Regions from separate parts of the Homo sapiens genome. Here region 2 is linked to region 1. Evidence: chromatin loops called from intact Hi-C (ENCODE). Cell type or tissue: HCT116. All regions are shown on one strand. Each heading gives the region's core, and the rest is flanking DNA. Links, peaks and the distances in the headings are about the cores only.

The links. Peaks named below come from ENCODE experiments on the same cell type or tissue, not always from the same donor. Only the 100,000 strongest peaks of a DNase experiment are listed, where the experiment ranks them.
Region 2: it touches region 1 in a loop (4-fold over the local background); 11 of 110 quality-filtered maps call a loop at or near these places.

Annotation. Positions count from the first base shown.
Region 1 is chr6:56,753,300-56,761,679 of GRCh38, reverse strand. All of the region lies in intron 4 of DST (dystonin), which reads left to right. Among named protein-coding and RNA genes, the nearest start is that of DST-AS1, 86 kb to the left of the region's middle. RefSeq lists an enhancer at 1,646-2,202 and a silencer at 3,884-3,933. In HCT116, for the core only: a CTCF peak has its summit at 3,825 (motif pointing right); a DNase peak (open chromatin) is centred at 3,861; H3K4me3 peaks cover 830 bases; H3K27ac peaks cover 6,356 bases.
Region 2 is chr6:56,649,568-56,657,947 of GRCh38, reverse strand. It overlaps DST (dystonin), which reads left to right. Exons shown (of 104, transcript NM_001374736.1): 11 at 6,704-6,816; 12 at 6,916-7,022. Among named protein-coding and RNA genes, the nearest start is that of DST-AS1, 190 kb to the left of the region's middle. In HCT116, for the core only: no CTCF peak of the experiment used is centred there; DNase peaks (open chromatin) are centred at 4,817 and 5,505; H3K27ac peaks cover 6,477 bases.

The sequences.
Region 1 (8,380 bases), core at 323-8,322:
ATGCTAGGACCCAACCCTAGGCCTGTTCACTCTTTGAGGATGAAACCCGGGCATCTGTAAAAAGTTGTACAAATGATTTTAATGTTGAGAAGGGCTGAGAACCACTCTACTATGCTGTTTAACTTGTGTAGTTGGAATTTGAAAACATTTGTGGTGTTTAGTAAAATTATAGCTTGGTTAAATTCCTATTATCAATGATAAAAACCACAATTACTTTTGCACCAACATAACATGGTGTGCATTTATCTGACCAGTAGCAGCTTTCAGTACTGGACTGCTTGGGTTTGATCCTGGCTCAGTCACTTGTTAGCTGGGTTAGTTATTTCTAGCCGTATAACAATTTGCCCCCCACTTGGCAGCTAAATCAGTAAGCGTTTAATAACTCTGTGGGCCACGAATTTGGGAGTGGCTTAAGTGAGAGTAAGGTTAAAGTTCAGATGTTGCCCAGGGCTGCTGTCCTCTGAAGGCTTGACTGGGGCTGGAAGATCTGCTTCCAAGATGGCTCACTCACTGGCAGAGGGCAGGAGGGCCTCCCTTGCCACGTGGGCCTCTCCACAGTGCTGTTTAAGTGTCTTCAAGACATGGCAACTGGCTTCCCCCAGGGTAAGTGATGTAGAAATCAAGAAAGAAACCACATTGCTTTTTATGACCTAGTCTCAGAACTCTAACACAGTTACTTTAGTTATATTCCATTAATTAGTGTCCCTACATGCACAGTGATTGGAATTAGCTCTTGAAGGGAGAAGTTTCCATGTATGGACATGTTTTAAAACCACCACATGAGTTGTCTGTGCAGTTTCACTACACTTTTTTTTGTTTAATCTCAGTCTCATCCATAAAAGGGAGATTTAATTATACTATCCACTTTATGTTGTTATTGAAGGATCTGATGACTTTAATACATGAAAAGTACTCAAAACAATTCCTGGCATATAATAAGTGCTCAGCAAATGCTACCTTTTATTACTTAAAGATATGTTTAGTAGTATTCAAGGTAGTAATTCCTATATTGACAGAATAAGGGAAAATCAAGGATGCATTTTCAGCCACCTTATGGGCAAGAGCTGGGGGCAAATATAATACTTGCTTGTATTTATAATTACCCTGGCACCAAATGCCTTTATCTATGGCCTGATCAGCTTGCTTTTTACTTAACCAAATTCTGGCCAAAAGATCTGAGCTCATAAATATCTGAAAGCTGATACACATTAGAGTTTAAAAAGGAAGAAGATTAAGCATCATTACACAGTGGGTCTTACTGGGGTTTAGTGGCTGATACACATGGAGAGACATACAAAAAATAAAGTAGTATTAAGAGATGCTGGAAACTAATTTTAAATAAGTTTTAAATAAGATACATTAAAAGGTGTATTTTAATAATTCATTCTCAAAGTTGTTTAATGTCCTTACCCATATTACCCCAAAACATGGCTTAATCATGTGGCATTTCTTAGCAGTTCATTCTATGGATTTGCTATTAAATTATTTGCCTCTAGGTACATATTTCAAAGTTAGATATGTGTCTTTGAATATATTTAGAAATGTTCAGACTTGTGCAATTTTCTTTTAAATTTGTGTTCTCTCAAAGTTATTTTCTTTTTTGCTTTTGGGGGACATGGAAGAACCAAAATATCCTTTATATGCTTTTATTTTTTGAGTGGGTATAAGGAGATAGAAATCCTATTATTTGTTAATTTAAAAAATAAAAGGATTTTGACATATGCAGTGCATACTCTATGGTTGGACCACAAAATGATTCTGTGAAACTATTAGATTCTTCAAGGACTCACTTTGCTTAGAGGACAAGAATGGCAGGTGGAAGGAGTGCTCTTTGCCTTGCCTAGAGTGTAGTGTCTTTGATGGGGAGTAGCTGTTTAATGAGAGGCTTTAGGACACATCCAGTCAGATTCACACGCGCCTCTGGAACTCTTTGTTTTCAGGCTGCAGTTCCTTGGCTGTGTCAGCATCTTTATTGTCTGAGCTCAGAAACCCCTTAGTGCACCAAACCAGGAAGGGAAACTGGCAGCATGCAAATGACTGACAAAGGGATTGTAATATATTAGAGGTCTCTGATAGTCATTAAAAATTTTGAATGGAAAAAAATATGCCAGCAGTTAATAATATCAAATAAATTAAAACTACAAAGTCATTCCTGTAGCTGTAAAATTAGTTTCTTGAGATAGACGTTTTTGCTACTTGTGGTTTTTGATTTATTTATTTATTTATTGGGATGGAGTCTCTCACTCTGTCACCCAGGCTGGAGTGCAGTGGTGCAATCATGGCTCACTGCAACCTCTGCCTCCCCGATTAAAGCAATTCTCCTTCCTCAGCCTCCTGAGTAGCTGGGACTACAGGCATGTGCCACCATGCCTGGCTAATTTTTTTTGTCTTTTTAATAGAGACAGGGTTTCACCATGTTGGCCAGGCTCTCCAACTCCTGACCTCAAGTGATCCGCCCACTTCGGCCTCCCAGAGTGCTGGGATTACAGGCGTGAGCCACTGCGCCTGGGCTGATTTATTTTTAAATATTGGGGTACATAAGTATTCTTTATAAATTTGCTGCAGTGACCCACAATAATAGTGGCTTTAAATGATCATTTGTATTTCCACTTATGTAGCAGTCGAGAGGTGGGGAGTGCAGGATGATAATGCAGCTCAGCTTCATGAGGTCAGCCAGGGCTGGTATGATGCTCAGGGTCAGGCGCTGTATGGGTTTTAAAACATGTGTGCAACTTCTTTGCTGCTTTTCCCATTGTGCACTCTGGTTGAATCTGGTTGGGCACCTGGCTCTCTTGTAACCAGTAGAATACCACATGACTTTCATGGTTATGTCAGGAAAGGTGATGCAGCCTCTGCCTTGCTGCTGGGTCCGTTGCTTTTAGAACCTTGAATTACCACAAAGTAGTTTGACTACCTTGAAGCTGCCATTCAGTGAGAAAGTCAGGCCACATGTAGATGACACCTGTGGCTGTTCTCGCTGACTGCTTCAAATGAGGTTCCAGCCAATAGTTAACATCAGCCACCAGCCATGTGAGTGAGGATGCCTCCAGATGATTCCAGTCCCCAGTGGTCAAGCCACCCAGCTGTTGAGTGTTACTAGCTGAGGCCCAGACATCATGGAACAGCAGCAACCTGCCCCCCTTGTACCTGGTTTGAATTTCTGACCTACAGAATTCTTGAACATAAAAAAATGGTTGGTTTTCATAGTTGAATTCCAGTGTAGTTTGTCACATAGTAACTGGAACAGGGACCCAGGTTCCTTTTGTCACATTGCTTTGCCATCTAGGTTGTTACTCTTACATGTTTTTTTAGATGTTTCACCACCACATCTGCATTCCAGCCATCTGGATTGAAGAAGTACAAAAAAAGGCACTGTATTCCCCTTCAAGGGCCCTCCTCAGAAGTAGCACAGTCACTTCTGTTCTCATCTCAATGGCCACAGCTGAACTGGAACATAGCCACATCTAGCTCAAGGAAGGCTGGGAAATGTGTATTTATTCCTTGTGTATTTGCACCTAGCTAATAATTAGAGAATTTGTTTCTTTGAGAAAGAAGGATACAAGGATATGGGGAAAAGTTTCTGCTACAGTTGTACGCGCTTGATTATACCAAGTTCTTTACTTTGTGCTGTATTAATGGTAGTTGTTTCTTTCCTGGGAAATTTTCCATTTCAAAGAGCTCTTAGTAGTAGGTTTGTTGGAAAGCATTGTATTTGTGGGTAGGATTAGGTTGGCTAATATTGGTTCTATTTTGCACATGAAAATGAAACAATAGTAACTTTAAGAGAAGGAAGTTTACTTTTCTCTTACTTGAGAGAAGTCCAGCAGGAGGCAGTCCAGGACTGGCATGGTTATAGCCACCATCCACAGAGGCTCCTTACTTCTTGTTCCTGCAGACTTAGGCTGCTGCTTTGTGGTCCTAGATGGCTGCTTGAGCCATATTCATCGGGTCTGTGTCCCCAGCCAGTAGAAAGGAGGAGGGAAGGAAGAAGGGGCAAGGGGCTCATGCCAGATGTCTTACAAAGAAAATTTCTAGAAGCTGCCATATAACACATTAGCTTTTATTTCATTTACTGGAACTTTGTTATTGAAAGTAAGGCTGGGGAGGTGTAGTTTTATTCCAGGCTACCATGTGTCCCCATCAGAATCAGGGTTTCTTTTACTAGGAAATGTAGCACAGCTCACAGCTGTGAGTCCACAGCTCACATCATATTCCTTATACTGTCAATTTGAAAAGAGCTATGTGGTTTGCCAGAACTTGGGCCACACTGTATATTGCACCATAAACAGAATGGTTAGAAACTGTGCATTTCAGAATGTTGTGATTTACGTTTGTGTTCACATAAAACTTCAGCCATTCTTTCCCCATTATTATAAACACTTGGGTTTGTAGGGACATCTGATGTTTACTGGCAGATGACATGCCATGTACAGACTGTCAGTGTTTTAGCCTCAACTCTCAAAGCCTTTCCTGAAAAAAATAAATCCCATTTCTAGTGTATACATAATAGGGCCATCTGTCACTGTTTCTCAGTTGTTTAAAGTTGCATTGTTTGAAGTCCTGCTTTTCTAAAAGTGTATTTTTTTTTCTTCCTGGAACCATCTCTGTTCCTTTGCTTTAAAATGAAAATAGTCTGAATGAGTATTTTAGCCCTTTCTGGAATGAGACTGAGCTTGCTGCAAGGCATTGATTCATCCAGTATCACATACAGTTGCTGAGAGCTTTTGTCTTATTAATACTTCTCTTGAAAAAAGACCATGACTCTTTGTTGTTCTCTGTATAAAACCAACTTTTCTGCCCTGTGTACTAGGCTTGAAAGATTTAATTCATGATTGAACTTGGAAATGCAGAGAAAATATTGTCTTTTATGGCTGATCTAGTCATCTTTATGAGTTTCACCTTCTGATTAGTGAGAAAATGTACTAAAATTGAATCTGTTTTAAAGCATAGTCTGATGTGGCAAATCGAACAGTCTCCTCTGATCTTTGTTCTGTCTTAGATAAAAATGCTTGGTTGTTGAAGGCAGCTTCCTCTCCCTCTCTTTTTCTCTGCGTGTCTTGAGGGAGAGATGTGGCTTTTGCAACCTTGCATTTCTGGGGAAAACACTGTGCTCATTCCTGCCAGCGTCTTTATCCTGGCTTTTAGGACCCCTGCTTCCTGGGTGATTTGTACCCCTTTTCTGTCTTGGATGCCTGGCACCTTGTGGGCCACTGATTCTTAAGTCAGCTACCAGTGAACTCTGGCCCATTCTTGTGACTCAGGCCGTGTCCCACATTGATGTGACTTCCCCTTGGCTTTCCACTAGTGCTCCACACCCATCTGCAGTCTTTCTGGGATGCTTGATTGTTCCTGGCCCATGTGATCTTCTCTGTATCCCTTGCTAGAGAGCCCCCTCTCCCTGCTAGGATGACCCCTCTGGGAGGTGTCCCAGCCAGACACACAGACACTTCTGTGTCTGGTCTGTACCAAGCAGAACCAAGGGTAGCCTCCTTTACACGGTACCAGATAGGGAGTGGGTCAAGAGCCCCCTGTGCCTTCCACATCACTCCTTATTCACTGAATGCACCTCCTCCTCTCAGGGCCAAAGCCTGAACAGGAAAAATTAGTCTTGACTCCCCTCTTGACTCCGTCGTCTTTCTCCTACATATACTATATCATATCCTCCTTTTAGCTAGCCCTATGGCTCTGCTGTCATCGCTGGAAGTGGCGTGTCTTTTCTACCCTGGAGAAGAGCTAGATCAGGCCCCTGATTAAAAGGAGGCAGGGAAGGGAGACAGAAATAAAAGCAATTTGGAAACATCTTTCCAGGCAATAGTATGGCTAGCAAGGCTATGTGTCTTGCTGAATAATCCTATTTTATAAACCAGAAATGGTTATTCCTGTCTTTTTATAGAATTTCTATAATCTCTTTTTTAGGCTGATAAACACTTCATGCCAAAAGGCAAAAGAGAAAATGGGAATAAATTTCAAAATATTATTTTATAATACTTGCCTTAAAGTCTACCAAAATTTTTGTCTTCTTAAACTTTACATCATCAAAGTCAGTCTCTGAGCTAGTAGTGTTTAGCAAGAATAGGGGATTTGGTAATCTGAAGACCTGTGATCAAGCCTTGATTACGAGATCAGTGATAAGGATAAGCTGCTCTCATTGAGTAGTACCTCAGTTTCTTCATCTTTAAATGTAAGTATCTGCCTTACTTACAGAGTATATGTGAATGTAAAGTGGGGTAATTACATGAAAGTATTCTGCCAATGCAGTGTGATTTTATTAATACTAGTTTCCTTGTCTCACATTATGCTCATTTCCATTTGTGTATTTCTGCTACTGCTACCTACAATTGTCTTCTTAAATTTTACATAATCAAAGTCAGTCTCTGAGCTTCTAGCTACCCACAACTGTGCAACTCCTGTACAACTCCTCCTGCGTGCCCACAGGTCTGTTACAAGTACTCAGGGTTACACTGGTAACTCTTCTCTCAGTCCCTATTCTGCATGTAGTCAACCGGTTTCCTATTTAGTGTCTAATGTCTTGTTTTTTTTTTTTTTATTTTCTTCATTAGATTTGAAATGACTTGATGGCAAGGAATATATACTTTATATATGTTTTATACATTTCATACATTTTCTGGTATTTTTTATAGTCCTGGAATGTACTTCGGAGCTGAAAAAAATAGACATTACTTGGTATTACTATAAGCTAGTGAAATAGAAGGGATAATCCAATTATATTTTCTTTATAATCCTGTTGTTTATCTCATTCCTTTCTGATTCTGAAGAGTACCTAACTTCTGAATAACTTATACTAACTGAAATTATTCAGGACTTATGAACTAAAGAACATATGTTTAATTTAAATACTTTATCCATATCTAGTTTTGACTGTTAGAAAATATTTTTAGGTTTTACAAATTTATCTTGGAACCATGAAGTCATTTATTTTACCACACTAAAATATTCATGGGTCAAAGATTTAATTTTTTAATTTTTTTTAAGAGTTGATTTGTTTGAATCCAGCTCTAATATATGTAACATTTTTATTTTAGTGGCTGTGTTTACATAGCTCTTGGATCTTTTCAGGGGCTATATCTTCAGTTTCTGTAATTCAGCAGATTTTGTCTATATTTTGCTAATAAATATTTATGAGGTTGCCATGTGGGAGAAACTAGTGATAATGAGAATGGTCTGTATTTAGAAGCAATTGAGCACATTTACTCTCAAGGACCTGTGATAGATGACATGCTAAAGTAGATTAAATGAAGTCTGGATCTCTCAATTAAGAACATAGAACTTAGAAAGAATCAGTCACACAGACCCCATCGCAGAAATAAAATTTCATAGAAAAATTGTATAAATTCAGACAGAAATCTGCCTTTATTATGAATGTTACTTATTTTGTTTACACTTTTTAAAAGGTTAGCATCTACAAATAAGTTACGTATTTCTTTTGTTGAATTAATTGATTTCCTTTTAGAAGTTGTACTTTATAAATAAGTTACTTTACTCTTACCAGAGATCACTTGGAATGGCATCTATCACTATATATTCTTCAGTTTCTTTCTTATTCCTATTGCTAAAAGAAACCGAAAGTCATTTCTTTTGTAATTGAAAATTTCATTATCAGTGGTATGAAGTGAATTTCCAAAATGGCTCATGTAAACAAAAAGCTCCATTTTAAGAAGCATTACTGTGTTCTTTGTTCTAGGCTGCATTTTGGAACCATGGACATTTCACTGGCTATGCTGTTATGCTGTTACTCTAACTGGACAATCAGTTGTGTTTTAAGGGTAGACATAACTATGAACAAGTGTCTAGTTAATGAATATGCCTCCATGATACATGTCCTGTTGCCACTTCCAAACCTCATTTTGTTAACTTGTGCTTACTCATTTCATTTTTTTCCTAAACATTTTCTCCAGAGAACTTTGGTTAACTTAATTTAAAACAATAGGTTTCTTGGAGTCCCATTTGATAATTCTGTGGTTACTAAAGTAGATAGAGATTAGCAGAAGCCAGAAGGATGCCTCTGATGTTGCCATTACTAGATTGCAGGAAATATTTGAGATCAATGCATTTAAGTCTATCAAATAGCACTAAGAAGAACTACAGTTTTATGTTAAGCATTCTCTTAGGTGCATAACATTCATTATTTCTTTTTAGCTTCTATGCAAGTGTTTGAAATGGGTGCTATTTATCCCTATTTTACAGATGATGCAAATAAATCTTAGGGAGTCTTTAATAAGACTGTTGCTTTAGCCAATAGAGTTAGTAGCAGAGTGGGGATTTGAGGTCTGGTATTTCTGCCTTTGAAGTTGGTGCTCTCTAAACTGAGAGGAAAATGCTTATATGCAGCCATTTGAATGTTCTGTTCACTGTTTTCTGT
Region 2 (8,380 bases), core at 250-8,249, 100 kb after region 1:
CTAAAAATACAAAAATTAGCTGGGCATGGTGGTAGGTGCCTGTAATCCCAACTACTTGGGAGGCTGAGGCAGGAGAATTGCTAGAACCTGGGAGGCTGAGGTTGCAGTGAGCTGAGATTGCACCACTGCACTCCAGGGTGGATGACAGAGTGAGACTCTTGTCTCAAAAAAAATAAATAATAAAAAAATTAGATTGTGATAAGGTGCATAAAATTTACCATCTTAATCAGTTTTAAGTTGATAGTTAAGTGGCATTAAGTACATTTACTTTGTTGTACAACCATCACCGCCATCCATCTCCAGAGCTCTTTTCATCCAGTGTAACTGAAGCTGTGTACCCGTGAAACTCTAATTCCCCATTTCTCTCTCCCCCCACCCGTTGACAACCACCATTCTTCTTTCTGTCTTGTCTTTCCTTTTTAAATTGAGGAAGGAAACTGTGGTCCAGTGTTTTTTCAAGTGATCAGATATCTCAAGTCACAAAGTTTAGGTGGGTTTTTTATTCTGATTAAAAAAAATATATGTGACCAAATGCTATCTTTTCCAGGCTTCATTATTTTACAGTGTACTCCAGAGTTGGGCAAACATAAAATGACATGCCCACCCTCCCTCCTTGCTAACATTTAAATGTGTTCTTTTCTTGTATATTTAATAAAAATAAACACTGAAAAAGAGTTAAAAGGTTCACTGTCTCCTGCTGAGGGCATAAGGCAGTAGCATGTTTCTGCTTGTGGGTGCTTTTGTTTGTGTCGTTATATAATTGCCTGATGACATTGTGGATGTTTTTTCCCCAATACAAAATGCTTATAATCTTGAAAAGAAATTAAATAATTATTAGAAAGAAGGGTTTTTAACATGGTTTAGTTATCAAACTTGCCTGATACGAATCACCTGAGGGAGGGGGGAGAAACTTGTTAAAATGCAGATAACCAGGCCTTTCTTTCTATTCTTAATCTGTATTAGGACCCAAGTGTGGGAAACATTGGTATAGGACACATTGATGAGTTCTGTTTTGGTAATAATCTGGAACTTCAGCATGTTTCTTATGATTTATTTTTTCTGAGTATGTCAATACACACACATACATATACATATACATTATTGTGTTTCTTTATGGGGGTTACCAATATCATTATCATTTTGCCCAGTAGTAGAAGTATAATTTGTTCTGTATTTTCTTTATTATGTATTCTCAGCTTCATATGGGGTGTTACTGTTTAGTTAGTTCTCAGTTTATGATACCAGGATATTGCAGAGAAGAAATCAGGCTCTGTAGTCAGACAGACCTGGGTTGAAACCCTGACTGCCACTTACCAGATTTGTGTTCTTGGTCAAGTTATATAACTTCCTTATGCTTTGGTGTTTTTCCATCTGTAAATTCAGGATAATAACACAACCTACTGCTTAGGGTCAATTGAGATGATTAAGTGAGATAATGCTTTAAGTCCTTTAATGCATTGCCTGCCACATAGTAGGTATCAGTATTTATTAGTCCCTGTTGTTGTTTTGTGATTGTTATTACTTTATAAGGTATCCCAATTGGCAACATTATCAGAAGCTGAAGCTGAGGGCACATGAGAGCATAAGAAGGGAGGAGAACCTAGAAGCAGCAACATGTGCTTTTTGAAACTTTTATACTTCACCGCTGTTTGTTGTCCTCACTTCGTGCCTGCTTTCCAAATTGTTTTTTAGGAGAGACAAAGCCTTTAGGAAACCTCGAAAGGGTGTGTGCTTGTTTAGGATTATGGGGAAGCTATGACATTGTACCCTGGTCCATGTGGATTTCGATAAGGATTCTAAAACTTGGCTGGAAGCCATAGATGGTGGTTTTGTCAGTAGAAATTAGTGAAAAGAAAAGGAACAAGCCTAGGATGGAACATATCTCCAGGAATTTGAAACACTGATATGTCCCAGTCCCCATAGCTCATGTTTTTCTTTATTATTTATTTAATCCTCAAAAGTTAATGTTTTAAGCATTATGCTAGATATTGAGGATATAAACATGGACAAAACACAGGCTCTGCCTTCAGGAAGCCCATGGTTCAATATGAGAGATAGGCAGATATATAGTTATGAAAAATGTGGTAAATACAGAAATGAAGATAACAGACGGCATTTGGGAACAGAGGAAAGTACTTCCTGGAGGAAATGGTGGTGGAACCGAGTCTGCTGAAAGAATTCGAGTTGGCCAGGTAATGTCATGTACGGGGGTGAGGTATGCAGTGGACATTTCTTGAGCAAATAAAAGAGTCAGGAAAAACCTGACATATTTCTGTTTTTGTACTGGGAAATGGGCTTTGCTCTTCTCCTTACCCCCAAGACTTATGAAAGGGAAATTTCTCAAATATAGGAAAGCAGATGCAGGGTAGCCAGAACCTTACTGTTTGTATCCACATAAATAATTATTGAGTGCCAGCTGAAAGCCAGCACAACCAGCAGACTCTGAATTTAAGTCACTTTATTTTTTCATCCTTAAAAAAATCCCGATTTGGACTGTGGCCATTGATATTTCCCATATGTGTCTTTTCAGCTATTGTCACATTTTTGGTTCAGGATTTGGTAATGTTGTGTCTGCACTAAAGCACTCTTCTCTTAGCTGGCATTTTTCTTTCTCTTAGTTAACTTTAATTAGTGTCCTCTCTGCCATGTTTCTAAGTACTTCCTTTCCAAGTACTTTGATGTTGTTTCATGCTCCTTGCAGTTGAGTGTATTGGTGTTTGCCATGATATATTGTGGAAGCCTTCAGTGGTCTGTTGTGCTAATCTTTTTTTTTTTTTTTTTTTTTTTGAGGCAAAGTCTCGCTCTGTCACCCAGGCTGGGATGCAATGGCGCGATCTCGGCTCACTGCAACCTCCGCCTCCTGGGTTCCAGTGATTCTCCTGCCTCACCCTCCCGAGTAGCTGGGGTTACAGGCACCCGACACCATGCCTGGCTAAGTTTTGTATTTTTAGTGGAGACAGGGTTTCACCATATTGGCCAGGCTGGTCTGGAATTCCTGACCTCAGGTGATCCTCCCATCTCGGCCTCCAAAAGTGCTGGGATTACAGGCATGAGCCACTGCGCCCAGCCTGATCTTTAGCCATTTATATCACTGTAGAAGTCATATGTTCCTGCAGAATCCTATCTAATTCTCATGTGAGCTAATGTATTAATAAAGTTTTGGAGTACTGAAATGTTACCTTGGAGGTATCTATGCCAAAAAAATCTCTCATGCAATTTTTATGTTCAGCTAGCTTTGGCTACCTGTTAATGTAGGTGGTGATATCCTTATACTATATCCATATATCTATCTATCTATACATAAATGCCAACATACCTGTATATGTATATATACGTGTGGAGATATATATATATATATATAGCCTAGGGGAGATTGCTCTTTTAAGATGGGTGTTGTATGAAAGATAAACATTACTTTTATCCAAAATTATTTTGTATTATGACAATAGCATTTTTCTATACCTCTCTGCCCTATATTTTTAAACAAATTCAGGGCACCAAGCTTGCATATAAGTGATTTGCAATTTTTAGTCTCACTTCCAATTTCATTTTAAGGCCTTTTCTTGGTTTTATACTTCTAATTTAAAGTTTATGCTATCTTGTATTTTCTTTGTAAGCTACTTTTAATTGCTTATGAAAGAAAAGCTGGGATAAAGCTGGGATATAAACATGTTTAAAGATTATAATGTATGATAATTGGGTCATTTTGAAACATTAACATTATCATAGAATAATAAAAAAAATAAGAGAATGGCCTTTTTTTCCATAAAAAGACTAGCATTTATTACTTTAAGTGGCAAAGGATCACATTATATGATTTTGAAAGGTTTCCATAAAACAGGCAAGTTACAATAGTTAATGTTCAACTATCTAAAATATAACATGAGAACATGGTCACTATAATATAGTCTAATGCTCTTTGGTTAGTCAAACCTAAGATGGAAATGACATTTCCTGTTAACATTCCACAAAAAGATGTTACGAAGAAATGAAACCTTTAGAATGAAAGTAAGTATCTTCTATGTGTGAAAAATAAATGAAGTTTTTAAAGGTTGTGTTATCCCAGTGAGACTATGAAGAAAGAAGGTGGTGGACAGGACACACACAGCACAGGCGTCTTCTGGATGCTTCAGGCAGGTAGAGGAAAGACAGATTTGAAAGACAAAGGGACCACCACTCTGTTAGGATATGAGCTAAGGGAGGAATAGCATTTTAAATTTTATAGGCTATTACTTTTTCATAGTGGTTTTTTGTGTTTTTTTGAGATGGAGTTTCGCTCTTGTTGTCCAGGCTGGAGTGCAGTGGCATGATCTCGGCTCACTGCAACCTCTGCCTCCTGGGTTCAAGTGATCCTCCTGCCTCAGCCTCCCGAGTAGCTGGGATTACAGGCGCCTGCCATCACGCCTGGCTAATTTTTGCATTTTTAGTAGAGACAGGGTTTCGCCATGTTGGTCAGGCTGGTGTCAAACTCCAGACCTCAGGTGATCTGCCCTCTTCAGCCTCCCAAATGCTGGGATTATAGGTATGAGCCACCGCACCCAGCTTTGTAGTGGTTTTTAAAGTTTTCCCTTTTCCCATTTTTTGTTTAACTAATTTTCTTTATCTGCTGTCTTTTAGTGGAGGAAAACCATTTCAGTTTTTGTTCCATTAAAGTGTTAAACATCATGATAAAAGAGATGACTTACTCAGACTCATTGTATTCTACAGCTGCTTTTGTGTTGAAATGACTATGTCATTCTGAAGGAAGTTTTATGTTTTATTCTCTTAGCTGAAAAACTTGATTCTTCAATGACTTTATTCATTCCCTCTAGGATTACTCAGTGTTTACTTTCTTTGCTAATGGCAGGGTTCTCATAATAACATGCCATGTCTTGTTCTGAGATTTGGCAGACTTACAAAGTCTGTTTTTTATTTCCCTAAAAGGTGCAAATTTTACGGAAACAAAACGATTTTTTATTGAAAGAACTTCAGATATTTGTTTTTGTCTAGACTGCTATACATACCTGTTTACTAATCTTGAGGTTGGCAGATTCTTCAGATGTTTCTATGTGAATAAAAAATGTTACTTTTGGAGGTCTGTTATTTACTTCCATAGTTGTCAATGGATTTATTGTTCCTATAATAATTGTAGGGTCACTTTTAAAAGAGTGGTCATATTGGTGGCAGGTTGAAAACATTAAAGGATTTCCTAATAATTTCCTGGAATATGAGCATGTAGGTGATGGTAACCACATTCCCAGGTTATGAACAGTGCAAAGTGATATAAAAGTATAAGATTTTCTTGAAAGGTCTGTTTTCTCACCATAAAAGAGTACAAATTGCCACTTAGCTTTCTAATATTAATGATATATTTTCAAACAGCTTTTCATATAAGCAGCCTGCCAAGTAGTATACAAAATAATCTGCATTTCATTTCTCCCACACTACCTTTGAGCCCTCCCACTCTTTCTGTGGTTTCCCAAATGATTATTTTGAGCAAACAGGAATGCTTGTGGAGCTTGTAGAGAGCCTTTCTTTGTAAGCTATCAACAGGTTCTTACTCAGTGATTTTTTTGGGTGGTGAGTACCACTCTTTGAAGGCTTTCCTGTTTCCACATTGTTCCGGTAGTCTTTCAATGCTTTGTTTTTGAGATCCAAGTTTCCTGACTGGCTTCTAGCCTTGAGTGAAGTCTCCAATGTCCATATTTTGCCACTTTCTCTACAAGAAGCATTTGAAGAATCTTTTCCTCTCTCATGTAGATAGAGCTAGCTTCAAAGTTTCTGCATGGTTTAGGGTGTTACGTAAATCTCACAAATTATAAAGATATGAAGTCTGGGATGTGTGACTGTGTGTGTGTGTAGGGGGGCACATGCACACATGTGTGCTCATGAAAACATAAACTATTGCTTATTATAGACATTCATTTATGATTCAGATTACTAAGGAACCAACCTACTTACCAACTTATCAGTAGATATTTGTTGAGGGTGTACTATATATCATTCTTTATTACAGCAGAAGGATAAAATACAAAATTTTCTTAATACATAGTACTTGCTATCTTGGAGTTGACGGTTTGGGAGAAACAACATATACATGTACACGAACCAGTGAATTAATAGGGCAAGGAGTCTAAGATTATCCTAAGTGCCATATCGTGGGGTGCAGGCTGGAAGTATGAGTTCAGGAAACAGAGACAGAAATAAGGGCTAGGAAGATCAGCCAGGCTCCATAGAGGAGGTGGAGCTTGATCTCTCCTTGGAAGAATGACTAGGATTATAGAAGACAAAGATGATGTGAAAGGGTATGGTGCAATGGGGAGGCCATGGACACAGCACTGAATTAAGCTACAAGCTTTTTGTCTTAGAGGAAAAACATTGACAGGATGCTGGTTGGATTGGAAAGATGCTGTTGGAGTAGCGTAGCTTAAATCAGTTGAATAGGACAAATACTCATATATATTCTGACTATGATATATTTGTAGACTTTGTTGAAATTTATATATGTTCAAATTGTTATATTTTCATTGTTATATTTGCTTTCGATACAGAAGTTTCTGAGATAAGTGAGCAATGTTAAATGTTTGATGAAAGTCTCTGCATTTTAACGCAGGCTTGGTGTTAATATTAGCAGATGTTGTTATGTAAATGGAAACCTATATAATTATATAATGTTGAATTGGCACATGAGAAAACCTAATTAACACAGTGAATTTTTTCCTAGGCCGGACCTGATAGATATGAATACTGTTGCTGTTCAAAGCAACCTTGCAAATTTAGAGCATGCTTTTTACGTAGCAGAAAAAATTGGTGTTATAAGACTTCTGGACCCTGAAGGTGAGTTATTTTCTTGATTATATGTGGACTGGCATGAAAGTCTGATCAAAAGTAATTTATCAACATTGTGAAATAATTAATTTATGTTGCTGTTTTTAGATGTCGATGTCTCCTCACCTGATGAAAAATCAGTAATAACTTACGTGTCATCTCTCTATGATGCATTTCCTAAAGTCCCTGAAGGTGGGGAAGGCATTGGTGCAAATGTGAGTATTGATTTTTCCACACCGGAAGCTGTTGATTCAGTAATGACCAATTGACTGCATTTATTGATAATGATTTTTGCAGTTTTTGAATGTTGAATATATTTTAAAGAATTTGAGTTAATATGCTGTTTGATGAATTGATATTCTATGTATTTCATGACATTATTCTACCATTAAATTTAAAGTATAACTCATTAAAACTTTTGTGTCATAAATAAAAGAGGCTATTTATAGTTACCGATCATCTTATAAATAAAAGGTTTAACTTTCTGAAATTTAGAGTTTTCCATTTTTAGCTGGCTGCCGTTTTACATTGCTGTATTTGCTATTCTTTTGTATGTATAGAATATCTCAGTTTTGAAAACAATTTCAAATTTGTTACTTCATACGATTCTATGAAATAAGTTGGCTTGATAACATTTTTGTGATTTAAAGGAGGACTCCAGAGGAAAATTATTGGATTTGGCCAAATTAGCAGAGCCACTTAGTAAGCAGGGAAAGGTCTCTGACACATAGCTTTGGGCTGTTTATTAGTCTACTATTTCTTAAAGGTTTGTGTAACTCACTTCAGTGATGCTTTTTTTTTTTTTTTTTTTTTTTGGGTGGTTATGCTAACAAGTGCTTATGCATTTCTGAAGAGAACAGGAAGCCCAGTATGTGTCACATATTTGGGGATGATCCCCTTCACTTGGATTTCTGCCTTCCTCTTTGCAGACACCTTTTTTCCCCTACATTACTTTGAAGATTTAGGAGCTCATCTTTGATTAGCTCCCCTGGATTAGGAGCTCCCTTTTCTGATTGCTTCTGTCAGTTCTCTGTGCTGTTTCTAGACCTGTTTCCATATTCTTCCTCAGGTTCTTCTTTTCAAAGGCTTCATGCTCTTTGATCCCTGAGTAGCCTGTTCCCATGCTCACCCCTGATGATTCAATGTTGAGCGTTGCTTCAGAATGTTTCTTTGGCCATCTCTTGCTGCTGCTTCTCCCAACCTTCATGCTGATCCTGCTGCCTATTACTGCAGAACTAGGCCGATAGCTTTCCTACAGCTTTCTGTCTCCATTTTGTTCTTCTTCCCACTGCCTCGGCACACTGTTGCCAAATTAATCTGTCTAAAACCTGATGTCTTTGGCTTGAAAATTTTCAGTGTCTACATATTCCTTGCAAAGTTAAATGCAATCTAGATATTCTGACATTTAAAACTGCAAATATTTATTCTGTTTACCTACATGTTTTAGCTATGATTTCCCAATATGAACTGTTTACTGGTAGCCAGGACATTTCCATGTCAATGTCCTGACTCACTTGGGACTCCCCTTTTATCCACTCTTTCAGCACCCCCACTCACCTCCCCCCATCAATAA